Regions from separate parts of the Homo sapiens genome. Here region 1 is linked to region 2. Evidence: read pairs that join two places in POLR2A ChIA-PET (ENCODE). Cell type or tissue: K562. All regions are shown on one strand. Each heading gives the region's core, and the rest is flanking DNA. Links, peaks and the distances in the headings are about the cores only.

Region 1 (2,908 bases), core at 191-2,690, 170 kb before region 2:
ATCCTTAGCCTTTTACCTATTTAACTGTATTTTTAAAAGATAGGGCATTGGCCGGGCGCAGTGGCTCACCCTGTAATCCCAGCACTTTGGGAAGCTGAGGTGGGCGGATCACCTGAGGTCGGGAGTTCGAGACCAGCCTGACCAACATGGTGAAACCCTGTCTCTATTTAAAAAATACCAAAAAATTAGCCGGGCATGGTGGCAGGCACCTGTAGTCCCAGCTACTCAGGAGGCTGAGGCAGGAGAATGGCGTGAACCCGGAAGGCGGAGCTTGCAGTGAGCTGAGATTGTGCCACTGCACTCCAGCCTGGGCAACAGAGCAAGACTCCATCTCAAAAAAAAAAAAAAAAATTAGCCAAGTGTGGTGGTGCATGCCTGTAGTCCCAGCTACTCAGGAGGCTGAGGCAGGAGAATGGCGTGAACCTGGGAGGCGGAGCTTGCAGTGAGCTGAGATTGCGCCACTGCACTCCAGCCTGGGCAATAGAACGAGACTCCATCTCAAAAAAAAAAAAAAAAAATTAGCCGGGTGTGGAGGCACATGCCTGTAATCCCAGCTACTCGGGAGGCTGAAGCAGGAGAATTGCTTGAACCCAGGAGGTGGAGGTTGCAGTGAGCTGAGATCGCACCATTGCACTCCAGCCTGGGCAATAAGAGCGAAACTCTGTCTCAAAAAAAAAAAAAAAAAGGCATCACAGTGTAAACTCAAATATCATGTTCAAATGTTACTTAATGCTTCATTCATTCCTAATCATAGTCACTGTATGAAGCCCACTAACAACAATTAACTGCCCTTTATCCTGTGTAAAGAAAAGATATATGTATCAAGAGCGGGATGGGAGCCTAGCCTAGGCAGCCCAAAGAACATATGAACCTGATGGTGGGTCTAGAGCAGGGGTTGGCAAACCACAGCCCTCAGGCCAGCAGCCTGTGCTAATAAAGTTTTATTGGAATACAGCCACATTCATTCATTTATGTATTGCCTCTGCCCACTTTATGCTACAATGGCAAAGCTGAGTTGTTCCAAAAGAGACCATATGAGGCCAGGCATGGTGGCTCCTGCCTGTAATCCCAACACGTTGGGAGGCTGAGGCAGGTGGGTCACAAGGTCAGGAGTTTGAACCCAGCCTGGTCAACACAGTGAAACCCCGTCTCTACTAAAAATACAATAAATTAGCCGGGCGTGGTGGCCAGCGCCTGTAATCCCAGCTATTCAGGAGGCTGAGGCAGGCGAATTGCTCGATCCCAGGAGGCGAAGGTTGCAGTGAGGCAAGATCACACCACTGCACTCCAGCCTGGGAGACAGTGAGAGACTCAAAAAAAAAAAAAAAAAAAAAAAAAAGGAGACCATATGACCTGCAAAGCCTAAAAGATTTACTACGTGGCCCCTGATAGAAAAAATTTGCTGACCCCTGGGTTAGAAAACCACCCTGTGGAGAGAGTCCGCTGGACAGGTACATTCCTTTAAGAATTTGGAGGGCCCAGCAGGGTACGGTGGCTCACGCCTATAATCCCAACATTTTGGGAGGCCAAGACGGTCGGATCACCTGAGGTCAGGGGTTCTAGACCAGCCTGGTCAACATGGTGAAGCCCTATCTCTACTAAAACTACAAAAATTAGCCGGGCGTAATGGTAGGTGCCTATAATCCTAGCTACTCAGGAAGCTGAGGCAGGAGAATCGCTTGAACCTGGGAGGCAGAGGTTGCAGTGAGCCGAGATCAAACCACTGCACTTCAGCCTGGGTGACAGAGCAAGACTCTGTCTCAAAAAAAAGAAAAAAGAATTTGGAGGGCCCAGCTCAGTGGCTCACACCTGTAATCCCAACACTTTCAGAAGCCGAGGTGGGAAGATTGCTTGAGCCCAGGAATTTGAGAGCAGCCTAGGTAATATACTAAGACCCTGCCTCTATTAAAAAAAAAAAAAGAAGAAAAAAGAATTTGAGACCATCACACTATCATAGCTCACTATTAGTCTCAACTAACCAACCTCTCTGGGTATAATTTCAAGCACACATCGGCTGGTCATGGTGGCTCATGCCTGTAATCCCACCACTTTAGGAGGCTGAGGTGGGTGGATTACTTGAAGTCAGGAGTTCGAGACCAGCCTGGCCAACATGACGAAACCCCGTCTCTACTAAAAACACAAAAAAATTAGTTGGGTATGGTGGCTTATACCATAATCACAGCTAATTTGGGAGGCTAAGGCAAGAGAATCACTTGAACCCAGAAGGCAGAGGTTGCAGTGAGCCAAGGTCGTGCCACTGCACTCCAGCCTGGGTGACAGAATGAGACCTTCTTAAAAAAAAAAAAAGCCTCCCTTCAAAGGTTTCTCTGTGATACCTCACTCCAACCTACCAAAACATAAGGACTGAGTATATCTATATCATTTCTTAACATCAAATGCTGAAATACCATGATTTTCACAGACTCAACATTTCATATACAGTCGCTGCTTCAGAGAACTGACACTTTTTTACTAAGCACTTCCTCTCTTCAAGTGTCTGATGTGACATAAATGTTTTAAAAGATCATCAAAACAAAGTTAACTTCAAAATCGACATTTCGGAAATGTTTCAAGAATAAATCATGAGCCAACCGTCAGCATCTGTATTTTATCCAGAGAAAGCTGTCATTCACACTCAACTCTTCGGAATGGAGATTTCATTTCTTACCTGACTCGGGCTAGTCTTTTCTTCAGCAGCTGTGGAATGTTGATGTGGATCTTCCTTTGCTCCCTCAGAGGGTTCTCTTATAATTCCTGCCTGGCCCCCTGGATCTCTGAAGACCTTTGGCTCCATGCTCTCGCTTCTCTTTGCCCTATCCAAGATCCCAGATGCCACAGAACCTCCTGCTGTGGAGTCCACTAGCCCACATCGCCCAGGCTCACTCCCATGATCCAAGGTCTCATAGGT
Region 2 (2,908 bases), core at 130-2,629:
GGTGGCTCACGACTGTAATCCCAGCACTTTGGAAGGCCAAGATCATCTGAAGTCAGGAGTTTGAGACCAGCCTGGCGAACATGGTGAAACCCCATCTCTACTAAAAATACAAAAGTTAGGGCCGGCCACGGTGGCTTACGCCTGTAATTCCAGCACTTTGGGAGGCCAAGGTGGGTGGATCACCTGAGGTCAGGAGTTCGAGACCAGCCTAGCCAACATGGTAAAACCCTGTCTCTACTAAAAATACAAAAGTTAGGGCTGGGCGCAGTGGCTCACACCTGTAATTCCAACACTTTGGGAGGCCAGGGCGGGTGGATCAAGAGGTCAAGAGATCGAGACCATCCTGGCCGACATGGTGAAACCCCATCTCTACTAAAAATACAAAAATTAGCTGGGCGTGGTGGTGCGTGCCTGTAGTCCCAGCTACTCGGGCGGCTGAGGCAGGAGAATTGCTTGAACTCGGGAGGCAGAGGTTGCAGTGAGCTGAGATCACACCACTGCACTCCAGCCTGGGCGATGGAACAAGACTCTGTCTCAAAAAAAAAAAAAAAATTCAAAAACTAGCCAGGCATGGTGGCGGGCGCCTGTAATCTGAGCTACTCAGGAGGCTGAGGCGGGAGAATCACTTGAACCTGGGAGGCAGAGGTTGCAGTGAGCCGAGATCGCATCACTGCACTCCAGCCTGGGCGACAGGGAGACCCTGTCTCAAAAAAAAAAAAGGAAGGGATACATGATGTATGCCAGAGACACTGCGCAAATCTGTGAGGCCTTGCTGAAGCAGATAGCGAATACTGGGAGGGAATGCTGAATAGAAGCCATTTTACAGGCCTCTTCAGTTACCCAGAAAAGTTCAGAAAAACACAGAATAACAATGGTCACTCCATTGAGTGCTTCCTGTGTCCTGGGCAATGTGTCATACACCTTTTCATTGCATGATCTTTGTTGTTGTTGTTGAGACGAGATCTTGCTCTGTTGCCCAGGCTGGAATGCAGTGGCAGAATCTTGGTTCACTGCAACCTCTGCCTCCCAAGTTCAAGCAATTCTCCTGCCTCAGCCTCCCCAGTAGCTGGGACTACAAGGGCATGCCACCACATCCAGCTAATTTTTGTAATTTTAGTAGAGACAGGGTTTCACCATATTGGTCAGTCTGATCTCGGACTTCTGACCTCAAATGATCCACCCACCTCGGCCTCTCAAAGTGCTGGGATTGCAGGCATGGGACACTGCACCTGACTCATTGTATAATCTTATCAACATACCAGCTGAGGGGTGGAAGGCCCCAGGAAGTAGGGTCCACGCCCATACGCTAACAAACAGCTGGACTGGGAATCAGGTTCATGGGAATCAGCCCAGTCACCACCAACTGTGCTGCCCTCTTCACCTTTTTGTGGTGCTGTATCAATGAGATGCCACCCACTGCTCCATCCTGGGTTCCTGCCTGGGGACCCCTTCGTTCCTTTCAACTGACTGCCTTACGTGTATGGTGAATCTCTGCATGGGTACAGATGCAGTGTAACATGTAGACATGGCCTCATATACAGGTTCTCTGGTAGGGAATGGGCAGTGACTCAGTGACTTTGAGGCAGGACCAGTGGCCTTTCCTCCCTGCCAGGCTTCTATCTGGAAGGCACTGTGTGTGCCCTCTCTTCTGGTCTGCAGCTGTGGCTTCAGCCTGCAAGTGCTTCAGGCAGCTCCTGGCCTTCAGACTGTGCCACACACTTGCCCTAAACCTGGCCTGAAATGCCTGGGATGTAGCATTTGCATGTAGCAAAAGCTGGTGCCGAGTACTGAGTCCTACCAGCCTTCAGATTTGACCTCCATCTGCTTCTCTGGCTGCAGCAAGATTCCTGTTTCCTCAGTGAATCAGCACATAGTCCTTCCAACAAGAAAATCTCTTTTCCCATGGGGATGAGGGGAGATGGGGAATTGCTATGCAATCTCTGGAAAAGTCTTTTCTCCCTGAGCCCCAGAATTTTCATCTGAACTCATCTGGGAGAAACATTGGGGACCATAAGATTATATATAGACTTTTTCCTTTCTCAACCAACAGGATGGATGAGTGCTGAGGGGGGAATTCCAGTCTGTTTCAGTCCCACAGTTGCCACTGGAACGCAATTTCTTGCCTCTTCTCTGTGCTCTTTTTTTTTTTTCTCTCAGAGATACAGGGTCTCCCTCTGTTGTTCAGGCTGGAGTGCAGTGGCACTATCACAGCTCACTGCCACCCTGAACTCAGTCTCAAGCAATCCTCTCAGCTCAGCCCCCCTGAGTAGCTGGGACTACAGGCGTGCACCACCACGCCCAGCTAATTAAAAAAAAAAAAAAAAAAAAAAAAAAAAGGCCTGGCGCAGTGGCTCACGCCTGTAATCCCAGCACTTTGGGAGGCCGAGGTGAGTGGATCATGAGGTCAAGAGATCGAGACCATCCTGGCCAACATGGTGAAACCCCGTCTCTACTAAAAATACAAAAATTAGCCTGGCATGGTGGCAGGCACCTGTAATCCCAGCTATTTGGGAGGCTGCGACAGGAGAATCACTTGAACCAGGGAGGCGGAGGTTGCAGTGAGCCGAGATCATGCCATTGCACTCCAGCCTGGGCGAAAAGAGCGAAACTCCGTCTAAAAAAAAAATATTATAGAGACGGGATTCTTGCTATGTTGCCCAAGTAGTCTCAAAATTCTGGCCTCAAGAGATCCTCCTGCCGATCGAGACCATCCTGGCTAACACGATGAAAAGCCGTCTCTACTAAAAATACAAAAAAAATTAGCCAGGCATGCTCGTGGGCACCTGTAGTCCCAGCTACTCTGGAGGCAGAGGCAGGAGAATGGCGTGAACCCAGGAGGCAGAGCTTGCAGTGAGTCAAGATCACACCACTGCACTCCAGCCTGGGCAACAGAGCAAGACTCCGTCTC

The links. ChIA-PET counts read pairs that join two places held together with the same protein. Peaks named below come from ENCODE experiments on the same cell type or tissue, not always from the same donor. Only the 100,000 strongest peaks of a DNase experiment are listed, where the experiment ranks them.
Region 1: POLR2A ChIA-PET joins it to region 2 with 5 read pairs; 4 of 35 experiments call an interaction of 5 or more read pairs at or near these places.

Annotation. Positions count from the first base shown.
Region 1 is chr22:31,735,719-31,738,626 of GRCh38, forward strand. PRR14L (proline rich 14 like) reads right to left here. Exons shown (of 9, transcript NM_173566.3): 2 at 2,669-2,908. Among named protein-coding and RNA genes, the nearest start is that of PRR14L, 13 kb to the right of the region's middle. In K562, for the core only: no CTCF peak of the experiment used is centred there; no DNase peak of the experiment used is centred there.
Region 2 is chr22:31,910,683-31,913,590 of GRCh38, forward strand. No RefSeq gene overlaps it. Among named protein-coding and RNA genes, the nearest start is that of YWHAH, 32 kb to the right of the region's middle. RefSeq lists an enhancer at 1,487-1,986. In K562, for the core only: no CTCF peak of the experiment used is centred there; a DNase peak (open chromatin) is centred at 1,279.